3 separate regions of the Mus musculus genome follow, and all the other regions are linked to region 1. A link is a loop called in an ENCODE intact Hi-C map of the cell type or tissue named here. Cell type or tissue: heart. All regions are shown on one strand. Each heading gives the region's core, and the rest is flanking DNA. Links, peaks and the distances in the headings are about the cores only.

Region 1 (10,258 bases), core at 2,018-7,017:
TGAACATCTTCTGCCCGTGTTCATATGGGGTCTCTTTACACAGAGGTTTTTTACATCGTCTGATTCTGAGCCCCCTGTCAGGTCTGAGCCCTCTGATGCAAAGATCTTCCAATTAGTTAAATGTTGTGTCCTCATGGGTCTTATAATGAAGAAAAGTTCTTTATTTTAATGTCTAATGTGTACATTTCACCTTATAGAGACTTTCCATTTAAGAAACATTTGCCTCTGCTAAGCTCATGGAAACGTTCTCTTGTGACATTTGTCTTTTAAATCTGTAATCTATCTGAAAGTGAACCCTCTTTTCGGATGGGAAATTGTTCTAGAGATCACCCATTGTTTGGAAGATCACACTCTGCTCTAGGAAGTATCACCTTTTCATAAATCAAATCACTGGACCCCTCACCCAGCCAGCTCTTTTTGTCTACTCGTTGGGAGCCAGATAGACCAGAGATTCAATCAGAGGCTCTCATGAAAGACCAAAGAGAACATTAGTTCTGTGTCCACGTCCAGGAGTGGACTTAGCAAGGCTGGTCTGCAAGGAGTGGACTTTAGCAAGCACTCAAGCCAGTGCCTTGAGGGAGTCGGGCAGTGATTTCTCTTCTCCCTGGGCTGTGGCTATCAGTCCTAAAGCAGCTGTGTCTGAGGATCCTATGTTCTCTTAACAACATGGTCTGATTTAGCTCTCTGATGACCTTGGTTAAATGTCCCTTGCAAATAGTATATATGATGCTGTCTTCGTCAGGGTTCCTATTCCTGCACAAACATCATGACCAAGAAACAGGTTGGGGAGGAAAGGGTTTATTCAGCTTACACTTCCACACTGCTGTTTATCACCAAAGGAAGTCAGGACTGGAACTCAAGCAGGTCAGGAAGCAGGAGCTGATGTAGAGGCCATGGAGGGATGTCACTTACTGGTTTGCTTTTCCTGGGTTGCTCAGCTTGTTTTTGTTTTTGTTTTTGTTTTGTTTTGTTTTTAATAGAACCCAAGACTACCAGCCCAAGAATGGCACCACCTGCAATGGGCCCTCTCACCCTTGATCACTAATTGAGAAAATGCCTTACAGCTGGATCTCATGGAGGCATTTCCTCAAGGGAAGCTCCTTTCTCTGTGATAACTCCTGTTTGTGTCAATTTGACACACAAAACCAGCCAGTATGGATGCTACACTTAAAAAACTTGCTTGACATAAGTCATCAGTTTATGTAAGACCTCTTGGTTCAAGCTTTTATTTTCTCTATCTTTTCTATTCTCATTCTCTCTTTCTCCCTCTTCATCCCTTTCATGTACCATGAGGTCTGTTAGCATGTCTTCCATTCTCCTGCTTCTAGTCTAGGTCGCCTTTTTTCTCCCAAGTCTTCCAGAAAGGAAGAGTTACACATCTTAGAATCTGCTTGTCAACATCAACAAAAGAAAAGCTTGTGGGTATGTATATATGGGATTGTGTTGCATCTACAGATTAACTTGAAGACAAATGTTATATTAACTATTTTGAGATTTTTAGCCAGAAAATAATGAGCATTTATATTCTGGTACAGTTTCAGTTTCTTTAAACTACCTTGTAGCTTTGATTGGCAGTCCTTCTTTCCTTTGCTTCAATTTCTAAAAATTATAACACAAAAAGTATCTCTTAAGTTTACACTTTAAAATCCTATTACTTTATTATATCACACTCAATAAAGTTCAAATTTTCTCCTAGTGATAATGGCATATTAAGAGAAAGTTGCAAAGAAGCATGCCAGGTAGTAGTCCCGAGTATCCCTGGCCTTGTCTTCCCACTAGTGTTGTCCTGCATGACGAAGGTACAGCTCAGTGGCAGGGCATTGACTCTGGCACACCCTGCTGCACTTGTTCAAGTTCCATCAGCTACACAGATTCATGTGTCACAGAATGTGCACAGTTGTGACAGTTGTGGACACAGTGTAGTCAGGGGAACAGAACATTTCCATCACTGGAAGATGTCTGGTGTTGCTGACTTACACCCACATCCTCATACTGTGTCCTCCAGAAGCACCTAACTGGTTCTTCCTGTAATTTTATTTCAACACACAATATAATACAAATGGAAGCACATCACTTGACTTTTGGAGTGTGCCAGCCACCATGCCCAACCCTGGACTATTTCAAACTGAATTTAAGAAAGCTGTTTATGTATTCTAGACTCTGGTCTGTTATCAAATATTATTTTGTAAATATTTTCTCCACCTGCAGTTAGTCTTTTCAACCTCTTAATAATGTCTCTTCCAGAGCAGGATCTTCTGAGTTTGATAAGTCTAGTTAACTAACTTTCTTTCTTTCTTTTCTTTCTTTCCTTTCTTTCCTTCTTCCTTTCTTCCTTTCTTTCTTTCTTTCTTTCTTTCTTTCTTTCTTTCTTTCTTTCTTTCTTTCTTTCTTTCTGAATGATGCTTCTGATACCAAGTTAAAAATATTCCCCTACTCCTAGGCACAAAATGTTTCTCCTATTTTTTTCCTAAAAGCTTAGTAGTTTTGAATATTATATTCAAATACAGGATCCATTTTGTGATGCTAAGCTTGGTTTTGCTGTTGTTGGAGGCTTTGTTGTTGTTTCTTGTGGTAAGGTTATTGAAGGTTCATTTGCTTCTCCACAGCTAGCCAATGGCTCTCGCACTGCCTGCCATGGGACTGTGTTTGCACCGTTGTAGAAACAGCTGAGAACATTTGTGCTGATTCATTTGTGGATGAACACCACAGCCCTCCTGACTACTACATGTTCTTGCTTTGTATCAACATATAATAAAGCTCATTAACAGAAGAGTAACTCCTCTGACTTTATTCTTCTTTTTAAATTCATTGTGGCTATTCTAGCATCTTCACATTTCTGCAACTTAATAAAACTTGTCTCTGACCATTAAAACATCCTTGTGGAGGTTTTAGTTGGAACTCCATTAGACTTAGAAGACTTGACATTGCCTGTTTCTTCTTCTGATCTGTGATTTTATATATACATATATTAAACTCTTCTTTGTTTTCTTATATCAGTGTTTAAAGTGTTGCCTCCTACAGATATGTCATGTTTAAATGCAAGTATTACAAGTTTACTTAGACCAAATATAAATTGAATTCCATCTGCTATTCAGCTTTGACTTCTATGCTGTTAGCATACAGAATACTGTGTAATTCTCTCTCTCTCTCTCTCTCTCTCTCTCTCTCTCTCTCTGTGTGTGTGTGTGTGTGTGTGTGTGTGTGTGTGTGTTTCTCTTTTTTATTTTGTTTGTTTGTGTTTGCCTTTTGGATTGAATAACCTGGCTGAACTTGCTATTTATTCTAGAAGCTTTTTTTGGTCAACTCCTTTGGATTTTCTGAGTAAAAATAATATAATCTACAAATAATTGTATCTCTTTTTTTCCTGTATGTATTCTTCTTCTATCTTTTGTACTTATTATGTGGGTTAGGGGTTCCTTTGTTGAGTACTTGTGAGGAAAGCAGGCCCCTTGCTTTTTATATATATATATATTTATTTATTATTTATATGTAAGTACACTGTAGGTGTCTTCAGACACACCAGTAGAGGGCGTCAGATGTCATTACGGATGGTTGTAAACCATCATGTGGTTGCTGGGATTTGAACTCAGGACCTTTGGAAGAGCAGTCAGTGCTCTTATCCCATTCTTTCTCTATTCATATGATGTTAGCTTTAGGATTTTGTGGGCATACTTTATGAAGATGAAGCAGCCACCCTGTAGCCTTTGTTGGAGCATATGTGTTCTTTTATTTTAAATGAATATTGAATTTTGTCAAATGCTTTCCCTGAACCAAGCAATCTGATCACACATAATTATTTTGGTTAGTTTGTTTTTTATATCAGTTGATTTTAGGATGACATCCCATTGCTTGTGGTGCACCACTCATTTCATGTGTTGCTGGATTCAATTTGCTGAGATACTGATATATGGAGGTCTTACATTTTTGTACTGTCTTTGACAGTTATGGCAGCATAACATGCGATAGTAAGCATTATCGCTTCTGTTTTCTGGAGGAGACTGTACATATTTAGTATCATATATTTATGTATAAAGTAAAATTCTTCAGTAAAACATACGTGCTTGGGAAATTTCTCTTTTGGGGTTGAGTGATTTTTGAATTACACTGGAGGGGAGTAGGGAAATGAGATAATGATCAGGATTCAAAAGAAATGAGGAGAGGTTTCCCCTTCCCGTATTCAATGTACTGTAAGGATACAGGACTTTCTAGAAATCCAGAAATGCGGGGGAGGTTTTGTGTTAACTACATGGAAAGTGGTCCAAACCCAACCCAGAACTCCTCATTGTCTTGGGGATCCTCTCCCTATCAGCACTTTCCTGGCTTCTGCGCACTGCACTCTTCCACCTCAGAGGCTCTTGGAGCTGAAGAGCTTTCCAGGAGGTGACTATAAAGTCGGCAGCTGTGGAAATGAGGCAGGGTGATCTGCACTGGAGATATATGGTGGTGCCAGGTCTGTGGCCACCTCAGCTCTTAGCACTACAAAAGCTCAGAACTGCTAGGTCGTGAATTGGTTGCCCCCACAGGGCTCAAGCTGATGACAGGTCCTTCTCTCAGAAACCTAGGCAGGGAGAATGTGACGCCCCTAGAACTCAGATGGGGAATGGACTCTCTCCTCAGCGACCAGAAGGGCGGGGAGCGGATCCTCCCTACAGAACTCAAACAGAAAGTGGGTCTACGTTTGGGCGTGGAGCAGGGAGACAGCACAGATTCTGGGGAGCGAGAGGATTCACCCCACAGAACACCTGGGAGTGGGGGGTCACACTTTTGTCACACAACTCAAGCATCTGCGAGAACCCGAGCTCAAAGCTGGGAGCCTCAAGGCCCAGGCAGGACTTCTAGCCCTTTGCCACTTTCATACTATAACTTGTCTAGGATCTAGGCGCGCTCCTCGCCCAAACAATCTAAGCTCAAGCAACTAGAGCGTCGACAAGCCTAAGCTCCGCCCCTTCCCTCTGGCCCCGCCCCGTCCCAGTTCCGGAATATTTTCTTTTTTCGACAGGCGCCGCGAACACTCAGTGGTGACGTCATGGCAGCGCGCCGCGGACGAGCTAGGACCCCGTCGCGTTCATGTCCCTCTGGTCCTTGAGCCGGCGCAGACGGCGAAGTCATGGCCTTGAGGTTGCTGAGACTCGTCCCGGCGTCGGCTCCCGCGCGCGGCCTCGCGGCCGGAGCCCAGCGCGTGGTGAGCGGCGGGTGGCTCTCCTTGCTTGGATCTCGGCCTGTCGGCTCCGAGCCCTGACGCTCCGGCGGCGTCTGTCAGACCCGTGAGCCGCGAGCTCCTGAGGCCTCCGCTCACAGCACCGGTGCAGCGGGACTCACTTTCCCGGCTGCATACGGAGAGCCGAGATGCCGGAGCTCCGGAGCCTGGGCCCGCATGCTCATCGGTTCAGAAACTGCTTTGTGGAACGCCTTGTAGACTCTGGGGTGACGTGATGTGGAGCAGCAACAGAGATTTGGGGTAGATTGGGGAGGATTAGGACCTTTTAGGGTGCATGCAGAATAATGGGTGACAGTAGGTGCTTAGGGGACCGTGGCTGGAAACAGGACACGTCTTATGACGGCATCATAACTTCTTTGCTTTATAGTAGCTAGAACTACATAGGTGGTAAATCGGAAAGGGGTTGACAGTCATGCTAAGGATTTTTATTTTGAACAGGAGTGATCTGTGTGTGAAAGAGGTATAGATGTGAACCAGAGAGAGACGAGGTGTGTGTGAATGTGAGCCTGGATCGGCACTGTCAGCCTAAGCCCCACTATGAATTAGCACTGTCAGCTTAAGCCTATTAGGATCGCAGTGGAGCACAGCAGCAAGAGCACAGAGCATATTCACAATCCACTCTTGACCTTGACCCTCAGAGACCACACTCCTTCCCCTGTATCTTCACATCACCCTCTTCAGTGAAGTCGTTTCATATATTCACATGTCGGAAGTTCAGTCACACCCCGTTCCACCCTAAGCTTTTCATGCATTGAGTTCATTCTTTATGCTGTGAAGTTTTATTGTTTTGCACAATGAGCAATATTATATTTTGGACTTTACAATACACACAGAGTAGTTCACAGCCCTAAAAAAAAAAAAATCTATTGTCCTTAATATTCATTTATTTCCCACCCTGTCAACTCCTGACAGCCACTGTGCTTTTGATGATTTTTGTCATTTTGCCTATGCTAGACTCGTGTAATCAGTCACACATATTACCTGACACAGTGCTTTCTTTTTTTACATAGACTTTGACAGTTACACTTAGAATTTATTTGTGGGGCTGCACAGCTGTTAAGAGTACTTGTTTCTCTTTTAACACACACACACACACACACACACACACACGTACACAATCTAGACAATATTTCTTAAGCCAGATGTTGTGGTGCACACCTTTAATCCCAACATGAGACAGGCAGATCTATGAATTCTCGGACAGCCTGGTATACAGGGAGTTCCAGACCAGCCAGGGCTACATAGCAAGACTCTTGTCTCAAATCCAGCCCCCAAAAACAGCAGGGGTGGGGGAAGACTCACTGTGTCTTTATGGCCTTTTTAGTCATTCCCTTTAATTCCATAGTTTGGTTATACTGCCATTTATCCATTTACCTATTGAAGATCATCTTGGTAGTTTCCCCATAAGGCAATTGTGAAAAAGCTGATTTAAGTATTCATGCAAAGCCGGGCATGGTGGCACACACCTTTAATCCCAGCACTTGGGAGGCAGAGGCAGGTGGATTTCTGAGTTCGAGGCCAGCCTGGTCTACAGAGTAAGTTCGAGGACAGCCAGGACTACACAGAGAAACCCTGTCTCGAAAAACCAAAAAAAAAAAAAAAAAAGTATGCATGCAAATTTCTTGTGGGAATGTTTCCTATCATTGGGTGATGTGTTTGCTGGTTTGTTAGTGAGGCTGTAGTTTTATAACCATCTGTCTTCTACCGACCATCCCATTTGCACTCCTTAGCAGTACAGAGCATCCTGCTGTATGGGTGCTGACGTGGGTGCTGGAAGTCATTTGCATTTATGAGCATCCAGTGAGCATACACACACACACAGCACATCTCCTGGTTCCCAAGGGGGCATCTTAGGCACCTACATGCTGCCTGTGTGATCTTTGTAAGATCTGTTTGCTTATTTTAAAATTTGCTGCCCTTTCAATTATTCACCTTTCAATTATATATCCTCCACTGTCCCCAGCTTGGTGATTTTATTTGGGGAGAGTGGATTATTTTAGCTTCAGTTTGAGGAGTAGACTGGGAGACTGCTGATGAGGACGTCCCTTGCCTGTGGATGAGGGGTGTGAGGAGGACCTTGCATCCGTGCAGCAGGAGAGGGAGATGATGCTTCTCCACAGAGCCTGGGCATTCAGCTTCTGTGGGTGATTACAGAATTAAAGAAAGGCAAAAATCATGCTTATATAGCTCTGTTTGTGGATAGTGGCCAGTTCCCACTGTTGCAGGCATCATTCTCGGCGCTAGAGCATGGAAACTCTACTTAAGCTTAAGTTTTCTAGCTTTCTCGTGCTTAAAGTCTCTTGGAGGTAAGGGAATTAGTAACAGGCAGAAGGTAAAAGCCTAGATCAGAGAGATACTTTATTCTGTCAGGTCCCCCTCCCTGCTGCTATTTGTGCATATCCATCCTTCTGTCCATCTGTTCATCTGTCTATCCATCCATCCAGTTTTCATTAACATAACAAGCATCCTTGTTTCTTAGTCTGTTCTGAGACCTAAGGAGGTGAACAGCCAGTTCTCAGAGAGCTCACACCGAGGAAGAAGGGAGTCAGGTCATTAAACAAGAGGTGCCTCTTAGTGTTTTATATAATAGCTGCTAATGCCTGCAGTAACCACAGTGGTGATGTGCTGTTGTGTTTTTCAGGGACGAATTCATACCAGTGTGCACTGCAAGCTGAGGTATGGGCTTTTGGCCGCCATTCTTGGTGATAAGACAACCAAAAAGCTGCATGAGTACAGCCGAGTGATAACAGTAGATGGGAACATATGCTCTGGGAAAAACAAGCTCGCAAAGGAGATCGCACAGCAACTAGGTATGCACCGGGCAGAGTGGCCCTGGCCTGTCAGGCATGTGGCTGCTTATCCCAGCTAGAATTTGCTTGGCTATTGACTAGGTAGATTTAGGCCTAAGGTAGGTCTTTTATATTTTTAATTGCTTGTTGAGTATATGCTTATAATCTTAGTGTTTACGAGGCTACAGCAAGAGGATTGCCATGAGATTGAGGCAAGCTTGAGCTATGTAGTGAGTACTCGGCCAACCATAGCTTCATGGGGAGACCCTGTCTCAGATCAAATCAGAGAGAGGTGTTAATCTTTCAAAGGGAACATTAAAAACATCCCTGGCAGTTACCAGTTGGAATAGGACTTTACCTGGGAGTGCGGCAGAGTCCTTTTCTGAGCTGCCCTGCCAGAGGAGCTGTCACTACATTGGCTCTCACGTGGGGTGATGGGACATAGGCTGGCCTCTTCAGTTCCTCATGCAGCCATCTGCCTGCTTGCCTTTGGGAATATTGGACTGCAGCAGTGGGGTGAGGGTTGGAAGGGGTGTGCTGATCTACTTGGTTGTAGAGAATGGAGAAGCATGTTCTTTAGCTGTTGTCCACAGCATAGAATGTGCTTCTTGAGTATGTGATGAAGTGTGGGCTCAAAGGGGACTTTCCCTTGGGTTCTGATGACCAGCCCTGACAATAACATTCAAGTTTTCTTTGGGTTTCTGTCCAAGCACACACTTGCAGTAGGAGTGAGTGGTCATCCAGGTCTTCTCCCTATAGGCATGAAGCACTACCCAGAAGCAGGGATACAGTACTCAAGCACCACCACAGGCGATGGAAGGCCCCTCGACATAGAGTTTAGTGGCAGCTGTAGTTTAGAGAAATTTTATGATGATCCCAAGAGCAACGATGGCAACAGCTACCGCCTGCAGTCCTGGCTGTATGCCAGCCGCCTTCTTCAGTATGCAGATGCCCTGGAGCACCTGCTGAGCACAGGTATGGCTGTGTCCTTGGTCGGGGGTGGAGGGCATGCTCCTTGATGGTTTTCTGAGGAGAGGGTTTTCTGAATAGGTACTTTTAGGTAAGTTCTGTGTTTCCAGTAAGATTGTAAGTCCTCAAAATCCCTGTAGATGCAGGCTCAAAATAGTGTAGCCTTATTGTTGCTGCCCACGACAGGGAGCTCTGCAGCTTGTTGACGGTATGACACTGTATTTGGAGGACAGCATACAGATGACTGGGAAAATGTGAAGTCACAGTCATGAGGATGGACTACATGTCCCATGGAGAGAGACATGGATGACAGCCAATGGGTTTTCTGGAGGGACAGTGGTCAGTTTAAAAGTTAAACCTTAAAAAGGTAGCAGAGGTGGGGATCCTGGTGCCCATTCAGTTAAAAGAAACTGTCCCCAGATGTTATCTAAGTAAACGTTTGAGCAAGCAATGTGTAGAATGGAAGACTGGCAGCAGGGACCAGGAAGCAGTTAGGACGTGAGAGGAGAGCAGATGATAGAACCGGAGTGTATAGATAAGGTCAGAATACAGCCCTTCCTGCCCTGAACCCAGAATGCCCTGAAAATGAACAGCAGACATCTTGCTGAACCTGTAGCCAAAGCTGTGTACCAGGAACTGTATTCACAGTGGTATGTTGTGGGGAGGGGGAAAGGATGTGGTCGTTATTTAAGGCTGTGTCTACCCCTTAGAGCAGTGGCTACCCTGTGGTTGATGAGTGAATTGTGTGGGAGAAGGGGTAGCTGTCGTGTAAAGCTGTGTCTACTTCGTATGACCACCCATGATTGATGGACAGATTGTGTGAGAAAGACCGGGTAGCTTATATTTAAGGTTGTGTCTACTTCCTGTAGCAGTGGTTTCCTTGTGGTTGATGGTGGGTTTAGAAACAAGTTCAGCTAGGAAGTTCAACCCCTAGGAAGTTGGCTCAGTGATTCTGAGCTGTGAGAACAAGAATGTGTTTTCAGCAAGGCCTCAAGATAGCTGATAAAGCTGCTTCCCAAACTCGAATTTGGGACCCATTGCCTGGGACTCTGGGTTCCTGAGCACACGGTGTGTGTCCACAGACCCCAAGTCATGCTGAAGTGTCTGGTTTTGATGTTCCAATTGTATTAATGAGTATTTCCTTTCATGGATGGAAGCTCTGGTCTTAGTGTTATTGCTAGAAACCTATGTGGTCTGGAGTCTCCCTCTTGGGAGCTGCTCTGGGGAGCTGGTCCTAGGTGAAGTTACAGAACAACCAGTTTTCTCTCTGGGTGAGTGGTGC
Region 2 (10,258 bases), core at 1,891-6,890, 170 kb before region 1:
AGGACAGCTTCACTTGTTAAGTCCACATGCCTAGTTAGGCAAGCCAGACAGCCTTCCCTCGACTGCCGGGTGAACTGCAGTCACATTGGGGCCTGGCACCCACACTCGGTACTCAGCATGTTCCTGGGAGTAGCAAGAATCAAGTAGCCAGAGCCCTGTCTGTGAGGGAGAGCCATAGCCCACACTTATAATATCTGAGGAGAAGACTCCAGGCTGAGGCTGTTGGGGGAAGGGGAGTCTCCCTGGGCAGTCCTCTGGTTACGTTAGGATATGAAGGCATGTGGCATAACACTGGGGCAGCCTGTGTTACAGGTGATGAGCCTCCCTGACATACACAAGACATGCAAGCCAAGAACACAGCGGCAAATGCCCCGCACACCAGCAGGAAGAGGCCTCCCTGACATACACAAGACATGCAAGCCAAGAACACACCGGCAAATGCCCCGCACACCAGCAGGAAGAGAAACTAACAGGAGGCTCCCCTTGGCTGCCTGCTTGCCTCTGTGTCCTTAGTTTGACCTTCATGTGGGTATCTCAGAATGGCATTGACCTGGCATCTGGGGTTCTCCAGTTATTTCTTACACACCCGGCACAGTACACTCAGGCTTAAGGGGTAGGAGTGATTGTCTAGGCTCAGTTCCCATTATATCCTGGCTGAGTAGGTTTCCCTAGATCTGTCCTTACCTGTGATCCCCATTTTCACTCTAGCAGCCTGCACCCCAACCAAGCCCCTGACACCTCAAAGTTGTTAAAGGAAAACCCAACCAAACCAAAAACCCAATCCTACCCAACCCACCCACCCACCCAACCAACCAACAGTTCTCCAACTCTTTGAACGCAGAGGAAGGGAAAACATCCAAAACCATCAGGAGAGGCACAGGAGCAAAAGCCTTGAACTGCTGGAGAGACTCAGCGCAACCACAGTAGCAAGAGGGACTGACAGTCAAGGGGCAGGGTGGGGGTAGATGGGAAATAACTCAGGGGTAACACAGACGCTTTGCTGAAGTCAGGACCAGAGGACATCGTCTGGGGATAGTGGAGGGTGAAGAGCCCTATCAGACATGGAGAGCAGGCAGGTATCAGCTGGATTTCAGGCTTCTTGCTACAGGGATACTTGTTAAACCTGGATTTTATCAGGAGGTGCTCAGAGGATCCTAGGGGGACATCCAGGAGACTCACTAGAGTATTCTAGTCTGTCAGAGCATCTCAGGCCCTCTCTGACAATGATCCACACCTCTCTGTCCCTTCCCCATCTTTTTTCTTTCATTCATTCTTTAAAAACCATGGTATAATATAGCACCCTAACATGTATCCCCCTGGCCACCTCTCAGGGGACAGTCCAGTCATTTAATGGACACCTTCCCCCCCAACCCCACCGCACACCTCTAGAACTTTTGATTTGCAGATCTAAAACTGTGTCCACTGAGCAACCACCATCTCCAACACTGCTGCATTTATGAGTCTGACTGCTCTAGGGATCACTTATGAGTGGTACACAGCGTTTGTTTACGTTTCACTTAACAACATCCTTAAGGGTCCTCCATGCCCATAGCTTAGGAATCCCTTCTTAGTTTTAGGATTCCACACTATCTCACCGTGTAGATAAAGCCCATCTTGTCTGCGTGCACTGGGTTGCTTCCTCCTTTTGGCCGAGGTGACCCTGTGAGTGATCACTGAGCGTGGACTACTTTTGGATTTCTGTTACCCCCAACAGCACCCGGGGATCCAATACCCCCATCTTCTAGCCAATCCATTACTGCCTGCGAATCCTAAACAGTAGCCATTCGGATGGTTTTGAACTGCAGCTCTGCTGGGAAATGGAGAGTCTCCTTTCTCCGCTGACAACTCGTGCTGTGCGGTGTTGCTGGTCCTTAGACCGTCATCTAATCCGCTGCCCTCTTTAGCTCCCAGAGAGCTGCCCTGCAGCCAGGCCAGCGAGTGCCACCGAGGCGCGGTCCTCCGAGGTCTAGACGTGCTCGGAAGAACGCCGGAAGTAGAAGGGGCTGGCCGGAAGTGAGCGCAACGCCGCCTTGTCGAGATGAAACCCGCAGTGGATGAGATGTTCCCCGAGGGCGCGGGGCCCTATGTGGACCTGGATGAGGTGGGGTGGTGGCGGCGCGGAGCGATGCGTGGGGGTGGGAGCACGCCTGCAAACCTGCGCGGGAGCCCAGGCCTTTGGGGATTCAGAGGCTGGGGAAGCGGGAGCTGCCGGGGACAGTCGCAGGGCCCGCGACTGTTAACGTGAACTGCAGCGAGGAAGTAGGGTTTGCTCGCTGTCAGTTGATTGTGGCTCCTGATAAATCTTCCAGAGAGGGAAGGCCCGAGCGAGGCTTACGCACTGACAGGCCTCAAGACCCCAAGCTCTGAGAGAAGGGTAAGGGATGGTGTGTGGTAACTGCGTGCTTGGTGCTGGGACTCGGTTATTTCGTGTAGACACATACAGAGTTTTCGAGCGATCCTGTGCTTTTGATTTCCACCATGGTCACAGATCTCTCCCTGATATGGGTGGTTATGATCAGGAGTGTCAGCCAGCTCTTGTATGTCTGCTTCCTGTTCCTCCTCAAAGCTCAGCGAGTAGGGCGATGCGGGAACGTATCCCCGGACCTGAGAGATGTCAGTTGTGGCCCGAAGAGGCCGGTTGCATATCCTAAGCAAGGGTAGGGTGGGGTGAGGGTGCCCTACAGACGTATCCGTGGGGTTTTAGTCGGCTCAGTTGAGGCTTAAGAGAGGAGCTTGCCCTGATCCAAATATTGAAGGATGTGCCCTGTTGACCTTGGGATATAGATGACGAGAGCCATAGTAGCGGAGCAGAGCGATGCTCCCTTGTCCACTAAAGGAAGGGGATGCCTTGTTGTTTGTCTTATGGTTTCTATTGCTGTGACAAACACCATAACCAAAAAAGCAAGTTGGGGAGGAAAGGATTTATTTGACCTACATTTCCAGGTCATCACTGGAGGAAGGCAGGACAGGAACCTGGAGGCAGGAGCTGATGCAGAGACCATGGAGGGGTGCTGCTTGCTGGCGGGCTTGTTCACTGAGGCTTGCTCAGCCTGTTTTATTATAGAACCCAGGACCACTAGCCCAGGGATGGCACCACCTACTATGGGCTGGGCTCTCCCTAATTGAGAAAACGTCTTACAGCTGGATCTTGTGGAGACATTTCCTCAACTGAGCTCCTTCCTCTCTGATGACACTCTAGCTTGTGTCAGGCTGACACACAAAACCAGCCAGGGCATAATTGAACACCGAGGGGCATGAACAAGCAGGTCCGCATAAGGACGTCTGCAGAATGAAGTGGGCTCTGTGATTCCCCTGATGAGGCAATTGCTCTCAGCCTTAGCCCCTCAGTCCTGCAGCAGGTGATCTGAGGGCATCTCAGTGAGGAAGCCTGACTTCCTGTGGGGGTTGTGCCTTTGGAGGGTTTGGGGCTTCGGTTTATACAGAGATAGTAGAGAAATGGAAACAAGAAGAAGGAAGCCTTAAGGAAGTTGTGATTGAGGCAGTGAAGGCAGGAGGGCTCAGCCAGGACTTCAGAGGCAGTCTGTATGGCTTCCTGCGGTGGCGGGGGTGTGTGCAGAGGCAGAGACAGAGGCAGAGGCAGAAGGAAGATTCAAAAGAGAGTACAGGACATGCTCATGTACCTGACACTCCAGGGAAACTTGAACCAGCAGCCTTCGAGTGATGGGGCCCAGGAAGGAGGAGGCCAAAGCCAGCTGTACTGTGAGACACACCCACAGGTCCCTGCTACCACTGTTCTGGGTGACTAACTGGCACAAAGCCTTTGAGAGATTGGGTATGGCGGCTGCCCTGGAGGATCCTCCCCAGAGCAGCAGCACCCCAGACCTCAGTTCAGGAATGAGCAGCTTCCCAAGGGCTGTGGTCTCAGAAAGAAGGGGGGCTCTAGAGCAGACATCCAGCTTGCTGATGTACTTCTGTGGCCTCTGGCATTGTCTAGGAGGTTGAAGACTCCGGCAAGAGAGTACCACACAAGGCCATGCCAAGGAAAACTCAAGGGACACAGGACCTTGAGAGAGCTTGAAAATCATTTGTTTGGCTTCCCCATTCACACTATTTTTTCTATTTGGAAAATTCTGCCTCCCAACTTGAACATTCTTGTCCCTCAGTGTCCTGTTCCAGGGAGGTGGGATGGGTTTCGTAACAAAGCCACCACTTACTTTTGGGAAACAAATACACTGGATGACCCTGCCTCTCATTCTCCAGGCTGGAGGTAGCACCGGGCTTTTGATGGACCTGGCAGCCAATGAGAAGGCCGTTCATGCAGACTTTTTTAATGGTAAGTGGGTGCCAGGCTTAGTCAGGACTTTCCTCTGCCGTGGACAGCTTTGTGCTGTGGGTAATTTGGATCATGGAACAGTGTGGCCCGGACCTTGTTCCTGGCAGTTAGCTCTGCCTGTCAGCCCTGTCTGAGGGGAGAGCAGGAAGTAAGCTTCTCCCCAGTTTACTACCCAGGGTTGCATTTGAGCAGTGGTATGAAGAGCACGTGCAAATGGACATTGATTATGGCCTGCCTCCCAGACACAGGCCGGCGGGGCTCTGTCTTTGGTCTCTCCTGATAATGTGCGTCCCTTTCTTCCCTGGGTCACACCTGTTTGTCTACCTGGACTCATGGCCACTGCTGCCTTTGCAGGGTAACAGCTGCGCTCAGCTTCCGCTCATTCCGAGCGAGCGAGGCCAGGGCTAAGAGCATTCTTGATTAGATTGTTGTACCAGTTGAGCAGTGAAAGCCGGCAGTAAAATCACCAGGCATGTGACAGGGCCTGTTTGACCCTCTTGTCCTTCTGATTCTGAACGCCTCGTTCCTACTGATCAACCCTTACATTGGGTTCAAGTGGCGATTGGGAATCTAGGCTAAGTTCCCTACTTGGAGGGGAGAGGTGGTTTTCTCTTTTCGTCCCAACAAAGCTCTAGTGCATGACTTTCCAAAGAGCCATGACTAACCATGCCATATTGATTTCTAACTTACTAGAGCTCCCCTCAAGTTCCAAGTCCAGATGGGTTTGGGGGCTCATTGGCATGTAGCTGATGCTTGACTGGGGAGGCCATCTGTCAGATGGGTGGGTGTTTCCTTCCTGGGAACTTTGCATTTCTGGTGTCAGAGCTGGGGGTTAGAGGAAGGGGCAATGTAACCTTCAAAGTCATTTCTCTAAATTCTGTTCAGGGAGTAGATGGTGCAGGGCTACTGACTGCTTCCCAGCACGGCCTATGGCACCGTGGGGTAGAGTAGGTCACGGCTCCTGACTGCTTCCCAGCACGGCCTATGGCACCGTGGGGTAGGGTAGGACAGGGCTCCTGACTGCGGGGTGCATAGGGCTTATAGGGTTGAACTAGGACTCCCTCAGAATCCCATTCGTCGGTGTCAGCTCCTGGTCCTTGAGAGAGCAGCTGTGTACTGTGTTCAGTGCATGTGGTTCTATAGGGAGCAAGTGGCCTGGCTTGCACCATCAGAGAGCACTGGTAACACGGCAGGAGACACCTGTCTCCTAATGAGCCACACTGGGCAGGGAAGGGACATGCAGGCTCCCTGTCTCCTACTCACTGCCTGAGCTCAGCAAGAGTGGGCGCTGTCTGCAGTCTGTGCCAAACCCAGTGCTTATGAAACCATTCATTGTGAGAAGCCCTTGAGACTTTTGGCTTCCACCAAGGCCTTGTCGGTTCCCTAGACAGATGGGTTCTGCAGCTGTTGCCTGGTGAGCACTGGGTCCTACTGTGGACCTGACTCTCTCTCTTCCCCTATGTGCAGTTTATAAGTAGTGAGAGATCTAGACAAGACTGCAGGCAGGCCGCTGAGAGCCTGGATAAGCTGGGTGGTATTGTATCCCGAGGACTCTCCTAGGGAGGCTTCTCTGGGTCACAGGAATGGAGTCAGGGCAGGAATCACAGGCGTCAGGAGGCGGGGAGGGTGGAGCAGTCTCCTGCGTGGCCAAAGCTGTACTAGAGACACTGCCTTTACCCAGAAAGGTCTAGTGCAGGAACACTGGAGGCTGGCTTTCCAAGCAGATGAGCTCTGCACACATGGGTGAGCTTGACGCCGTTCCTAGCCTCAAAGTGGCCCTGCCCAGTAGATGGAAACGTGGAAGATGTGTGACCAGAAGAGCGGGTGGCCATGGCTGTGGGCACCAGTGGCATGTTTGCATGCTGACTGTAAATACACTCTGACTGGAGCAGGCTGTAGCTGTGTATCTGGAGCCTGGCTTGCCCAGGCTCGCTAAGGTAGTCATCTTGGGCTCAGTCCGGCCACTGTTCCCCACACTTCCACCCTCCTGGTGCAGGCGTGGCACTGCTGGCTGTCCTCACACTCAGTATGGCCGCCAGGCTGCAAGGTGCTTGTCCGTGTGTCCACAGCACCCCCATGCTTTATAAAGATCGCCTCTGAACTAGACTACACTGGGGCAGTGCTGTCCATCCCCCAGAGTTCTGTCCGCTCCCTCCAGCTGGCTAAAGCTAAACCTCCTGGGGAGCCCTTTGCCAGGCTACACCGTTTACCACTCTGCCTTTCCAGCTTTCTCACTTGCTTGTCCTGTACCCAACAGCGCTTCATTGTGATTTGTTTCCATAGATTTTGAAGACCTTTTTGATGATGATGATGTCCAGTGAGGCCGCCCGGTCCTATGTGCTCCATGTCTGTGATGTGTCTGGAGTCTCTCGGGACACGACCAGCTGATTGTAGACACCGTGTTGATATCACTAGAAATGAAGACCTTGTCAACCAATAGAGGAACTGTCTGAACCAACTGGGTACTGATGTCTCTGGGAATGCCAGCCCGTGTCCTTGTTTAAGTTAATAAAGAACACTGTAACACGCAGGGTGATTTTAATTCCTGTGCTTTTAGATGCAGGTTGTGACTCCATCCCCCATGTGTGAACACAGAATAACACATGTCACTGCAGCAAGCACACCATGCTGCTTTCAGTGTGCAGTGACTGGGGATGCACTGTCCGGGTCAGCAGTGGTTGTGCAGGTGTGCACATGCCTGCCAGAGCACTTTGAGGACCTGACTAAAGGTACCTTCGCCCTGTGAACGGAAAGTCACTGCACACCACGGTAGGTGACAGGTTTCCCCCTAGCCTCTTTATCAGAGCTGCTGCTAGTACAAGACCCCAGGTCAGAGGACTCCGGGTGCCCCGGGTGGAGACTCTGAAGGAGGTGCTTTTCCCATGAGAAACGCATGGTCTGCTTCGTCTCAAAGGAGGGTACGGAGTCTTTGGGGGACGGTTTTTCCAAGCTCAGAAATGGCAGGGACAGTTGAGATTACTGTCACAGTGACAGCTGTTCTGCGGAGCAGGAATTGCCAGTGCCTTAGTCTCCTTACCGGTAGACTAGGATGCTGGTGTCCGAGGTGTCTTCTGGTTTGGGGATCCTCAGTCTTCAGCAGGTGGGGGAGATGTGAGCTGAAGGGAAGTCAGCTGTGCAGCAATACTCGCTGTACAGAGAATCTCGTTAGGATGTGGTGTGGCCCAGAGACCAGAGCTAAGAACCCAAGCGACATCAGCAACGTGGTCTGCAGAGCTGTGAGCCTGTGCATTCTCTGTGGTGCTCATCTTCCCCTTCCCAGAACCCTTACAGCTCCTTCAGTACCGAGGAGAAGAGGAACCCCTCACTGCTGACCTCTCGGGCAACTCCAAGCGAAAGCAACGTTGGCTCATGTCCTGCCTGCTGGCTTCTGCTCTTTTCAGTGATACACCTTCAGGGATGTTATACCCTATGGGGGACACTTGGGGACATTTCTGATTGGCCTGCCTTCTGTCAGGCCACATGGTCTCACAGCCAGCCAATAGAGGCCGTGCTGCTTCTGCTGTGGGAGATAGAAGAAGTGCCAACCTTCTTTGAGAAGACCTTTTCTTCCTCGGGGCGGGAGCAGCAGGTGACCCCACTCAGCGACAGCCAAAATTTACTTGGAGAGCATTTTCTGCTAATGTCCTTGTTCAGCCCCTGACTCTGAGGGGAGGGTGCTAGGGAAATCCTGTGTGGGTTGTTTGGCCTTTGGAACAGAAGTGGAGGGGAAACCTTGTTTGGTGGCTCAGTCTATCTGTCAGGACTTAAGAGATCTTCCTTCCCTGACTTCATGTTTCTTCCTGGGTGGGGTGAAAGCACCCATCTGCCTGTAGATTTCCACCAGTCATGTCAGTGGAAAGACCAATGTGTTAACAAGATGCAGGAAAGTATAGGGAAGGGAGACACGCCTCAGTTTGTTTTTGTTTTTTGTTGTTGTTGGTTTCTTGGTTGGCTTTGTTTTAAAGATTTATTTATTCTATGTATGTGAGTATACTGTAGCTGTCTTCAGACATACACCAGTAGAGAGCATCAGATCCATTACAGATGGTTGTGAGTCACCATGTGGTTGCTGGGAATTGAACTCAGGGCCTCTGGAACTCAGTGCTCTTAACCGATGAGCCATCTCTCCAGTCCCTTTGTTTTGTTTTTGAGACAGGGTTTCATTGTGTCTGCATGGCTGTCCTGGTACTTGCTGTGTAGAGCAGGCAGGCCTCCTACCCACAGAGATCTGCCTCCTGAGTACTGGGACTAAAGATGCGCGCCAGCACATCCAGCAAGCATCCACTTGCGTGACAAACCAAAGCCAAGCCAGTTGCTCTGCTAACATAAGCTATGTTTTTATTAAAGGGCCCTTACTGCTTTTAGAAACCTGACTGCTATGATTACTGCTGGGAGCCAAGAAGAGGGGCTGCTGAGAAAACTCTCACAAAGGCTCTTTGTCCTCCAGAGGCCAAAGCTTGGCATTCCAGAGCTGTGCTGTTCTTTATCCACCATGGCCTACAGACCCCAGTTGGCAGGCATCAGCCCAGGCAGGGCAACTGAGCCTCTTGCTTTAGCCACACCCCTCTCTAGGGAGCAGGATCAGGCACCATGGGACACCATGGGCCCTGTGTCAGAAGCATCCAACCCCTGAAGCAGCCACTTCAGGGTTTTTTGGGTACACCACAGGCTCTGTGTGAATAATATGTTCCCTGATGAACCAGACTGTTAAAACAGCTGCTGGATGGTCTTTGAGGAGAGCCAATGCTGTGTGCTGTCAGGGGGCTGCTGTATCTGAAGGATGACCTTGCTCCCTTGTCCTCAGTATCAGGCCATCTGACATATGGTAGACTCCCAGCAAATGCCTGCTAAATGTAACCAGACTGCGTGCCTGAGGTGCTTGGGATTTCAAGTCACATCCAGGTCCTGAGGAGATGCCACACCTTGTCCCAGCAAAAGCCCTGATTCCATTTGTAGAAGCTCCCTCTACTTAAGTCACCCCCAAAGGCTCTGCTTCCTAATACATCCCTGGGTGGGATGGGGGTGGGGTTCAGTGTGAAGGGGGGTGAGGTGGGGGTGAGGTTCAGTGTGAAGGGGGGTGAGGTGGGGGTGGGGTTCAGTGTGAAGGGGGTGGGGTGGGGTTCAGTGTGAAGGGGGTGGGGTGGGGGTGGGGTTCAGTGTGAAGTGGGTGTGGGGTGGAGCACAATAGCAGACAGTAGTACATCTTGGAACTGGAAAATGTGCACACATGACCCTGACGCTGAACTGCCTGACACCAACCCAAAGGGGAAAAGGAATCTAAACACACCTGTAGTGTGCTGCCTTGTCCAGGATGTGTGTGAGAGGGGTGGGGTGGGAGGAGGAGAAGGAAGAGGACGAGGACGAGGACGAGGAAAAGACTGGTTAATAGGATGCTGGAGCTCAATGCGTGGATCAAAGCCCAGTGCCCCACTGTGGTCTGAAGCTGCCTATCTCCTAAGCCATACGGTAGCAATACCACCTCCATTGTGGCTACAAGGAAACTCAGTGAATTGCTCAGGTAGTGTTTAGCAGCTCCGTCCATGCACACGGCAGGCTGGCACTGTGCAATAGTAGCTGCTCTTAGCACGTTTGTGTTTATGGGTTTCCAGAGCTCTGTGCTTACCCTGTGGATTCCCTGTAAGCTGCATCCTGTGAAGTTGTGGTCCTTTCACACTGATGAGCGTTGGCCTGAGTCATCCAGAGTGCTGAGGTTCCAGGCCCCGTACTGTGTTCTCTCTCCTCGGAGGCCATCGCCAAGGCCAGGTGGCAGTTGGTTTGGAAGTTACTCCGGAAGCAGGTCAGAGCCAGAGTACAAACTCCTCTAGCAAAGTAGACTTACAAGGGCACAGAGAACTGTAAAAAGGAGTGTGCAGAACAGCCTGTCCATATGGCAGATACTTAAAAACAGTTGGGTAAAATGTCAGGCGAGCCAACAAGACGTAAAACTTCTAAGAAGATGAACCC
Region 3 (10,258 bases), core at 2,084-7,083, 930 kb after region 1:
CCTGTAACCCCAGTTCAAATGGAAGAGCTCTTCTGGCCTCTGTTGCCTATATTCACATGCTGATACCCACCCCACACCTCATATACACACAATTAAAATAAATAAAATAGCCAGGCATGGTAGAGCACATCTTTAATCCTAGCATTCAGGAGACAGAGGCAGGAAGATCTCTATGACTTTGAGGTCAGCCTGGTATACATAATGAGTTCTGGTACAGCCAAGGCTGCAGAGTGGGATCCTGTTTCAAATAAAATAAAATAAAATAAAATAAAATAAAATAAAATAAAAAACATTGAGGAAACTGATGCTCACATAGGACAAGTTACCAGAACAATTCCAGGCAGACTTGGCTCCAGGAACCCCTGCCCACTGCATCTGGCCACCTATAATTCCTCCTTTTGTCCCTCCTCTAAAAGCAAATTGCAGTCCTGCAGCATCAGAGTCTTGTTCTGCAATCCAAAGCACAAGCCTCAGCCTCCTGCAGGCCCACAGGCCAACACCCATTACCGGCCCAATGCTCACCTCCGGTAGCTCTCCTCTTGCAGTAGGTTCCTGAGGGTCTGGAGGTCCCCTACATAGGCTGCATCATGGAGTCTTGTATCGTCACAGTGCTCCAGTGGATGGTCACAGAACTGCTCCCTCAGCCACTCCTTCAGATTAGGACCTGCACTGAAGAGAGGGGCTCTTATCAGGGTGCGGAAACACTGGCAAGGCTGACCAAACAGGATGCTTTGCCTTTCTCCAGTGGCTCCCTCCTGCTAGCCACACAGAGAACATTCAAATTCCCAGAAAATAATTTAAAAGAGAAAGCTGGAAAGTTTCCCTTTTTAAACTAGCACATTCCTGACACCAAACCCAATAAGATTTTTTTTTTCTAAAAAAAATAAAAGAAAAAAATGTGATGGTCTGTTGAACAAGGAAAAATATAACAGTAGTACAAACTGAAGTTTGAAATATTATGCCAAAAAAAAAAAACCCAGCATGAAATTACTCTAATTTATATCATGTATGTAAGAAGATGTTTAAATTGGGGCATTTGAAAGGAGAATGGTAGTCATCTCCTTTACTGTAAAAATAGCTGGTTAGCCAAAAGCCAAGGGCCAAGCAAGGGTTGTTTTCCTGGAAGGTGAATGAGTTCCATACCACACTGCTCTGTAAAATCGTCACAATGTGTCTTGATAAGAGACAATTCAGCAGAGTACAACTGTCCCCACAGTGTTCATGACTGTGAACTAAACACATCTCTTTTCTTTATAGTTAGACTATCTCAGGGAGTTTACTGTATCAGTGAAAATGAAATAACAAGGAATAAGCCTCAAAGGTATACCTTTATTTGTTTGTATAGAAATTACAGTTCAAGAGTCTGGAGAGATGGCTCATTTGGTAGTGTGTGCCACACAAATATAAGCCCTGAAGCTCAGATCCCCAACAACCATATAAAAGATAAAAAGCCAAGACCAGTTACACATCCCTACCATTCCAACGTGGGTAGGAGAGGCAGAGACTGGAGGATGCTTAGGGTCATGGATCCCTGGGCAGGCTGGCAGCTAGATTAGCCAAATACATAAGCCTTGATTCAAAAATAAGGTGGAGTAAGAAAAACACTAAATGTTGACCTCTGAGCTCCATACATACACACACACACACACACACACACACACACACGAGAGAGAGAGAGAGAGAGAGAGAGAGAGAGAGAGAGAGAGAATCATACCTCAATAAAATAGAAAACTAAAATATATGTGCATAAATACAAGTCCAACCTATACAACAAAAAAAATAGAAGTGAATAGAAAGACTGTATCATGTACTAGGATGAGATTCAATATTAGAGAAATTCTCAGGGTTCCCTATAAATATAATGTATCCAGTTTCTTCAGAAATTTGATATCAGATATACCAAAATGATTTCAAACTTGTATTTGTAGATATACATAAGGGAAAATAGCTTTTGTTGCTGTTTTAGTAAGAATAACAGGTGGAAGGAACCCTACCATACTAGATAACAAAACTCTCACCAGACTAGAAAGAAAACAAAAACAAAAAGCAGAATCAATTCTCCAGGAAGACTTTAATCTTAATATAAACAGCTCAACTGTAATAAGCAGGCATAAAATCAGAGTGAGACATACAGCCAGTGGAAAGTAGTTGAACAATTAATCACCTACTTGGAAATACATCTTTGCTCACATCACAGCCCAAACTAACTCCAGGAGACTGAAAAGCTTTATTAAAAGCATTGCACCAACAGGTGAATAAAGACAGCACAAATTCTAACTGCTTGGATTCAAGTCTCCCACCCTGTGGGGATGTCCTAGCATGTTACCAAACATATCCCTTCACAGGCAGGCTTTTTCTAGTCGCTGATGTGTTTCCATATTTGAATACAATATCCGTTGAGCCCCTACAGATTCTCCTATAGGTACACGGTGGTGACGACTAAGTATCCTTGCCCTCTGCGGCCTGAAAGTCCATTGACTGGGCTGAGACCAAGGCAGCACAAGGTTCACAAAAACCTATTCGGTTCACTCTGGTGCACAGCAGACCAACAGGCAGGCATCTATCTAGCCTGGAAATGGATCTGTAAGGCGCTTCCAGGTCCTCCTTTCATCACTGTAACTACAGCACAGTATAAAAATTTAAAGCCAGAGTTGGGGAGGATTCAGATGTACCGGGTAACTGTTAGGAAAATGGCTGGCACCAGAGGACTTCGGAAAGTCTCTGGACCCCCTTAGCTCACCTCTCCTCTACACTCCCAGCCCAGGCCAACAGACCTTCAGAATCTCCTCCAGTTCTAGAGCCGAAAGCCATTTCAATTTCGGACTTCTCTGATCATCTAATCCAACTACCCACTGAAGACCTGTGCCTCTACCCAAGCTGGAAACACACAAACAGAACAGACACTAAAACAACACTGGGGTCGGGGTGGGGTGCAAAACCACTTTTTCTTCCACAGGACTATTCTGTACCTTAAGAAATAGCTACCCTTTGACCAACCACCTCTCTCCCATTTCTCATTCCTGCATGACAGGTCAATCCACTCAAAGATCTTGTCTGTCCCTGAGATCAAATTCAATGACAACCAAAGCTCTTGGTGGTAGAGGCCTTGCCTTGCTTTTTCATGTCACCCCGATAGCCCCAGGTGAGTCAGGCCAATAGGACATCATCCACAAAGTTTGTTGAATTGATGGAGGGAGGAATGACAAGAGACTGTACCAACATTGTGGCTTTCTCAGATTTTCTGCATACAGAAGAGAGCTCAGTGAACTCTAAAATCAGAGATGGGTGCAGAAGCACACCTACCAAACACCTACCAGCAGGTTCAGAAAGACCCCAAGGTGGACGCCGTACCAGGAAACTCTCCTGGGAATTGTTAGTTCCATTGTAGCAGCACTGCAAAGTGGAGCAGCTTTAAGGCAGGTGGCAAGTGTCACCCTTTTTCTGCAGGTGGGTCAAGCGCCCCTGTAAGAGTTGTGGCACTAGCAAGCTCTCTGGGGACAGCACTGTCGTTAAGGTGGGTGGAGGTGGGGCGGAGGACGTTTGTCCAGTAGCTACTGCGCTGACTGGCTGGCGGGATGGGGAAAGGGAACCTGTCCGCACGAAGGCTGACCTCTGAGGGCCCTTACTGACCAGTGAGCTCATACCTGGAAGAAGATCCGAACCCCATGGTCCAGCCAGGGTCATCGCTGACGGGGATGGGCTAACAGGGTGGCAGTTACAAGGCTAGCTCCACCAGAAAGAAACCTCCGTGGGAGGGATGTCCACGAGAGGCCAGGCAGGAGCGGGGGCGCGCGCCTAGGGCCGCGCGGAGCCTAACGTCCACACTTACTGACCCCGGGCGCGATTCCTCGGATCTGGCCTGCGAGGACCGAGGACCCGAGTCCCGGACGCCCAAGGGACACTCTGACCCCAAGACGCAACCCCGCTCCCTACTACCCCTAGCCGCGCACGTTACCTGCGGGTCCCGGGCCGGCCCGTCCATCGGGGCCGGTCCCGCCCTCCGCCATGCCTACTTGGTCCTCAGCCTCCGCCCTGACCCCGCCGCCTGTCCACCTCCGCAGCAATCCTGTCAGAGAGCAACGCTGTCAGAGAAGCACCGCCGGCGTTTCCGGCAGGTGGGCGTGTCCAGGGCTCGGCTTCCGGGGAGTATGAGCCTCCTTTTCGTACTTCCTGCTCCGGACGGAGGGTGCTGGGGTCTCCACTTCCGGCCTGGCTAACGGACTTGATTGCTGATTAGCGGGGTTGACCAAACTGCGTCTCCCGAGGCAACAGCAGCAGCTTCTGGGGAAACGCCTTTCCTCTGGGGGCGGAGGCTTATTTGCATGCCTCAGGAACTCCTGGTTGGTCGATTCTGTTCCCGCCCACTGGAGGGCGGGACGTGGGCGGGACCGTTACGGCCCAGTGGACTGTGGTCCGCTATCGCAGCGGCTGAAGGGTGTTGAGTGACGTGGGGCTGCGCTGCTGTCCTTTCTACGAGACTCCAAACGGTGCCTTCCGAGTCGGTGACTTGCAAAGTTGTGTTAGACGAAGGCAGCCCAGAATGTCTCCATGGAGCCAATAGTGTCTGTAACTTGGTCAAGGCGTGTTGACAGAGTGGCTTTCCCTCAAGCACTCCCGATTTTACATCGGTCACACTGTGTGCGTTGCGTTACGAACAGTTCTTAAGCATGGACGCTGTCGGGTCCTTTCATTCTCCTCTACACAACTTAGGGAAGGTACCTTGCAGGGGGAGGACCCCAGTGGACCGGGGGGAGACCGCGCCTTAAGGAGACAGAAGCGCCCCGCTGTCCTGTGAGATGGAGGCAAGGCCACAGTCTCCAACACCGCGGCTGTGACTTGTCTGCATCTTTGTGTGGTCATGGCACACCAGCTGGGAGCTAGCGACTATAGGTGCCCAACAAATCCTCGTGCCCAGACTGGCTCAGTTGCACAGGTCTGTGGAGCTGTGTGAGGCATCCTGGAACAGAGCCACGGGCTCTGAGGGTTTTGAGGGGAGCGGGGAGATTCCTGCAGTGGTGTTTGGTCTTGATAACACCGTTGGCACGAGGGACAGGTGACACCAATGACGCTGCAAGGCAAAGAGCCAGAGGTGGCTCAGCCTTATGGCTCTGCTCCACGGCTGCACATCCCTGGCTGGGATACCTCAAGGGTAAAACCACCCAAATGCGCATCAAAATGTGGTGTCGTGGCCATCCATATATCCTTTAAAAAGCCTCTGCCCCAGGTTACAACATGGCCAACCCTGGAGGATCTCTGCTCAGTGAAATAAGCCAGCAATAACGAACAAATAATGCACTCTTCCACACATAGGTCACTAAAGGAATCAGCTTCGGAAACAGAGTGGAATAGTAGGTGTCAGTTTGCTTCCAGAAAAGGGAGTGTCACGGGTGAGGGGACAGAGATAAAACTCCAGGCTGTCACCCTAGCCTGAGAACTTCGTTGAGACCAAAACTCAAGCAAAACTGGACTTACTGCTTTGGCTCGGGAAAAAAAAAATTTGTTAAGACTAATGGAAGCAATGTTGAGGTTTTATTTAAAATACTTTAACATTAGACTTTAACCTAAAGACTTAGAAGAGAGGTACTATGGAAGACACACCCAAGTATAGCTCCTCAAGGGAGTCACAATCCTTAGCACTAGCTACTATATACACCATTTTGATGGCTCTCAACTTAGATCTCAAGAGTACTCAGAAACTAACACTCTCTCTCTCTCTCTCTCTCTCTCTCTCTCTCTCTCTCTCTCTCTCTCTCTCTCGTGTTTGTGTGTGTGTCTATGAGATTATGGGGTGGCTTCAGACATACCTTGGATGGAATTATAATCTGATAAAGCCAGGAGCCACTGATTGCATGAGTTTTGTGCATGTCCATTTCCTGTAAAAGTTTCTAGTGAGAGTCCTGGAAAATTGCAGGTGCATAAGTGCGGAGGGAGGAAAGCTTTAAGCAGTTAATTGTGCTGGAATTCCTGCTTCTCTGTTGGCAAGAGGCTTCAACCAAATTCCTCAGTAAAGGTAAAGGGCTCCTCTTCCTCCTCATACCTCCATGATTTGCCTTTCTATTCTATCTCAGGAGGAATAGGAAGTGAATACTTTTTAAAAGGGGTTTGGGGGTGGGGTAGGGCAAATGGAGACAAGATCTTACTAGCCCTTGGCTGGCCCAGAGCTGATATGTAAATGAGTCTTGCCTTAACTCATTGAGATCCACCTGCAGTAGCTTCCCAGGTGCTGGGAAAGTATACAACCACAGCTGGCAGAATTATTTTTATATTTATTTAAAGTGTGTGTGTGTGTGTGTGTGTGTGTGTGTGTGTGTGTGTGTGTGTGTGTGTGTGTGTGTGCGTGCGCGCGCGCGCGTGCGTGCGTGCTGGGAGCACCATGTGTGTGCTGGTGTCTTCAGAGGACAGAAGAGGGATTAGATAGCCTGGAGTTGGACTGACACGCAGTGGTGAGCTGGTGCTGGGTGGAGTAAGCCGGCCCTCAGCCTACATGAACCGGGTATTTCTGGAAGGCAGGCTGGGGCTGAAAGAGACTTAGACTGCAAGAAAGGAATAACGAAGCCAAGACAATTTTTCTCTGATCAAGGCCCACTAGTTTACTAAGAGAGTGTGCTTATAAAGGGGGAAGGCCCATCCCCACCCCCACCTCCACCCCCCCCCCCCCAGGCCATTCTTGGTGCCTAGAACCATTTTGTCAGCACTTGGTCGCCAGGCTGTTCAGATTGTCACCCAGACATTCAGGAATGTCTCAGGAAGACAGGTTCAGCCTCTCGGCAGGTAGCAGAAGAAAGAGCAGGGAAGTTGTCACTTCAAAAGGAGCCAGCCAAGTCAGAAAGCTGCCCCGCAGGTGGCCGCACCTCAGTGGTGACAAGGTCTGTACCAGCCCGCTTCAGGCTGGGGGAGGCTACCGCTGGGTGCTGGGTGCTGGGAACTGAACCCTGCTCCGCCCGTGCTCCACCGTGCATCATCTCTCCAGCCCCAGAAGTTAGTATTTTAATGGGACAACATGAGTTTGGAAAGATGAAAAGATTTGGGGTTGGTTATACTGTGTTTACTTATAGTCATAACTATAAATTTAAAGTGGCTAAATTATAAAGTTAAGATGGCTAATTTTATATTTTATCAATTTTTTTTTTCGAGACAAGATCTCACTGTGTAGCTCTGAGTGTTCCAGAACCTATTGTGTAGATCAGGCTAGCCCCTGAAAGTATAACAACGTAAAAACAGAATTCTAGGCCTTTAGGCCCAGTTGGGAATGTGGCCTTTGTAAAGGTATGCTAATCATAAAACAAATAGCGACATTCCTCCATCCACCCGCTTCCTGGGTTCAAAGAGTGCTCATTCAAAGAAAGTCACCCAGAACCTGCAATGCAAATGTGCTATTGTTAGGGGCTCTTAGAAGCGTCTTGAGAGTTAACAATTACCAGGTATTCCTTGTGACTCTTGTAACTTTACACTTCCTTGTGACTCTTAACTGGTATCTTCGGTATCTTTCAACAACGCCCTCCCCACTTCCTTAAGTTGTGGTTTCTTCCTTTAAATACCCCCTTACCCAGCTACTCGGGGAGCCACGGTCCTCTACCCCTGCGTGGTGTATGACCATGGGCCAGAGAGCGCTCTTAAATAAAAATCCTCTTGCAATTTGCAGCAAGACCCGTTTCTTGTGGGTGATTTTGGGGTGTCGCCTCTCCTGAGTCAGAACGTGGGGGGAGTCCTCACTCCCCCACGTTGTGGTTCTTTCACCCCAATGAAGAGATCATCAGCCTGCCTCTGCCTTCCAAGTGCTGGGATTAAAGGAGTGAGCCATTCACTATTCTCAGCACAATTTGGGGTTTTTGTTGTTTTGTTTGTAAAGAGATTCTGAACTATATGTTTTGTGTACTTTTTTGTTGTTGTTTTGACTTTTGGTGAAAGAAAGACGGGGAGGGAAGGGAAGGGGAGGGGGAGGGAGGAAGAGAACATGAAGTTGGGTGACTGGGAGGGGACCTGGAAAGAGTTGGGGAAGAGAAAATATGATCAAAATACATTGTATAAAAAAAATTTAAATAAAGAGATTTTGATCAGGAGAGTCTCACCTGAGTCAGGCTGTCAGTTTCTGGTGCCTGCAGCACACAGCCAGCTTTAGCTGTGCCACCTTCCCTAGTCCCGGGGAGCCCAGGTGCTGCCCTGTTTCTTTGCAGCCTTTGCATGGAGGTGGCAGGGCTTGAGGAGAGCCTGCCTTCTACACCGTCACACTAGTCATCTGCCTCTGCAACCTCCCTGCCAGCTGTGGTTGTATACTTTCCCAGCACCTGGGAAGCTACTGCAGGTGGATCTGCTCCTGTAAAGAGTAAAGCTGCCCTTGGTTCATGAAGGGAATGTGGTCTCCCATCCCCAAAACCACACGGCAGCATCCTCGGAGTCTGGAAAAAGACAGGTGGAGGGTCATGTTCTCACTGGCCCACACTGTATCACTGCCCTAAAGGCAGAAGCCTGGTCAGTGCTATAGCTGTACCCAAGACCTGAAGCTAGCTAGGTCAGGCCTTTTCTCAAGGACCACCCAGCCCCACATGTCTCTCCTGGAGAGTCCCATTTCTCCCAGGTTTTCTGAGCTTAAAAGACCTACCCAAAGCAGTGGTGCATGCCTTTAATCCCAGTTCTCCGGAGGCAGAGGCAGGCAGATCTCCAAGTTTGAGGCCAGCCTGATGGACAGAGAGAGTTCTAGGACAGTTGGGGCTACAAAAAGAAACCCTCTCTCTCAGAAAGGGAAGGGGAGAGGGGAGGGGAAGGGAAAGGAGGGGGAGGGGAGGGGAGGGAGGAGGAGAGGAGAGACCCTACCCTGGAAGGCCAAGACACCTCTTATCCCACTGTAAGCAGCTAGAGGCCTGTCCCAAAACACAGCAGGGATATGGCGTTACAAGGCTGAGTCCCCAGCTGCATATAGGGTACGATGATGCTGTGCCCCCCACCCCCAACACATCAGGTGTGCTGACCCTCCACATGCAGCTACCTTTGAGAACTGGGTAGCACACTAAGTCAATGAGGGCCCAAAATGGACATCTCTCCTGGTCCTGAGCCCTGGGCATTGTTGGGGGTACCTGTTCCAAGGCAAACCTTATCCCCTCTTCTCCATCCTTGGTGGGAGCAGAAAGATTCTTTAGTTTTCACTCTGCCCAGAATCATCTTTGCCAGCCCCAGCTTGTTCCACAGATATTGGTACCCAAATCCCAGAGCCAAATTGTGAAGCACTGGGAGGCAGAGTCCACATCCTGCCGGTGAAGCCCAAATGGAGCAACCCCTCCACATATCAGTTCCTTCCCTGTGACTGTAGCTGGTGGTAAGTGGCACTTCAGTGAGGTGGTAATGACCCAAAATCCTAGGAGTGCCTTGTACCAATGGATACAAAAGAATCTTAGAACTAACTATATGGGCAGCCCCTGTGGATATTCCTGCCATAACACTTGGCTAAGGGTCATTTTACTCCATTCAAATAAAAATCACAAACAGAGGTAACTCCCTCAGTGCTGACAACCCTGCACACCTGAAACGAGCAAGCCAGGCTTCCAACCCTCAGAGCTTAAGAGTTCAAGCCCTGGTAACTAGACCATGTGATGCCAGCCTTTCAAAGCTAGAAACCCAAAGCTCTGGGTACTCAGATCACAGCAACCCTGTGCCTTCAAAGGTGGCAGCCCTGTAGCCAATGTCACAGCTCCAAAGCTGGTCTTCTGCTACCTGAACCGAAGGCTTGCTGCTCACGGCTTTCCTGAAGAGCCAGGGACTGGTAACTATTGGAAAGAGAAATAGTCTGTGTCTCTCTACCCTTGCCTATAGTACTGTTTCAATCTGAAGAAAAGATGACCAAATGCCAGGAATGTGTACGTGTGTGTATATAGCTTGCAAAAAATTATCCGAACTGTGAAAATCACCTTTCCCAGGGAGACGTCCAGTGGTTGCCCCTTCTGGTGACAGGGCTTTGGGTCAGTCAGTCCAAAACCTCTCCCTCCTTATTTCCCTCCCTCCCTCCTCTGTCCTCCCTTGTTTCTGATGGTCTCAGTCTCCCAAGTGCTGAGATTACAGGTATGAACCACACCACCTACCATAAACATTTTTTACTTAATATTTAAACCCTTTAAATGATTTAACTTCAAAAGCCAAAATCTATGCACAGCTGAAGACACTGAAATGTGGCTCTCTCTTGAGAAGCCTGTGCCCACGCCAGAGGGGGTACTACTGTCCCTTCTTTTTAAAAAAAGTGGATGTATGTGTGTTTGTAGATGCCATATGC

The links. Hi-C counts contacts between places; a loop is a spot of excess contacts. Peaks named below come from ENCODE experiments on the same cell type or tissue, not always from the same donor. Only the 100,000 strongest peaks of a DNase experiment are listed, where the experiment ranks them.
Region 2: a loop joins it to region 1, with 7 times the contacts of the local background. A loop is called at or near these places in 4 of 42 quality-filtered maps.
Region 3: a loop joins it to region 1, with 2.8 times the contacts of the local background. A loop is called at or near these places in 8 of 42 quality-filtered maps.

What each region holds. Positions count from the first base shown.
Region 1 is chr1:92,468,587-92,478,844 of GRCm38, reverse strand. Ndufa10 (NADH:ubiquinone oxidoreductase subunit A10) reads left to right here and starts at 5,087. Exons shown (of 10, transcript NM_024197.1): 1 at 5,087-5,182; 2 at 7,860-8,028; 3 at 8,767-8,982. The coding sequence starts at 5,108. In heart, for the core only: no CTCF peak of the experiment used is centred there; a DNase peak (open chromatin) is centred at 5,004; H3K4me3 peaks cover 2,065 bases; H3K27ac peaks cover 1,610 bases; H3K27me3 peaks cover 120 bases.
Region 2 is chr1:92,633,723-92,643,980 of GRCm38, reverse strand. It overlaps Cops9 (COP9 signalosome subunit 9), which reads left to right and starts at 1,996. Exons shown (of 3, transcript NM_001163425.1): 1 at 1,996-2,101; 2 at 4,222-4,294; 3 at 6,578-6,836. The coding sequence starts at 2,039. The coding sequence ends at 6,615. In heart, for the core only: no CTCF peak of the experiment used is centred there; a DNase peak (open chromatin) is centred at 1,990; H3K4me3 peaks cover 1,922 bases; H3K27ac peaks cover 1,005 bases.
Region 3 is chr1:91,534,562-91,544,819 of GRCm38, reverse strand. It overlaps Asb1 (ankyrin repeat and SOCS box-containing 1), which reads right to left and starts at 4,255. Exons shown (of 5, transcript NM_001039126.2): 1 at 3,956-4,255; 2 at 523-664. The coding sequence starts at 4,007. In heart, for the core only: a CTCF peak has its summit at 4,370 (motif pointing right); a DNase peak (open chromatin) is centred at 4,279; H3K4me3 peaks cover 2,614 bases; H3K27ac peaks cover 3,462 bases; H3K27me3 peaks cover 1,723 bases.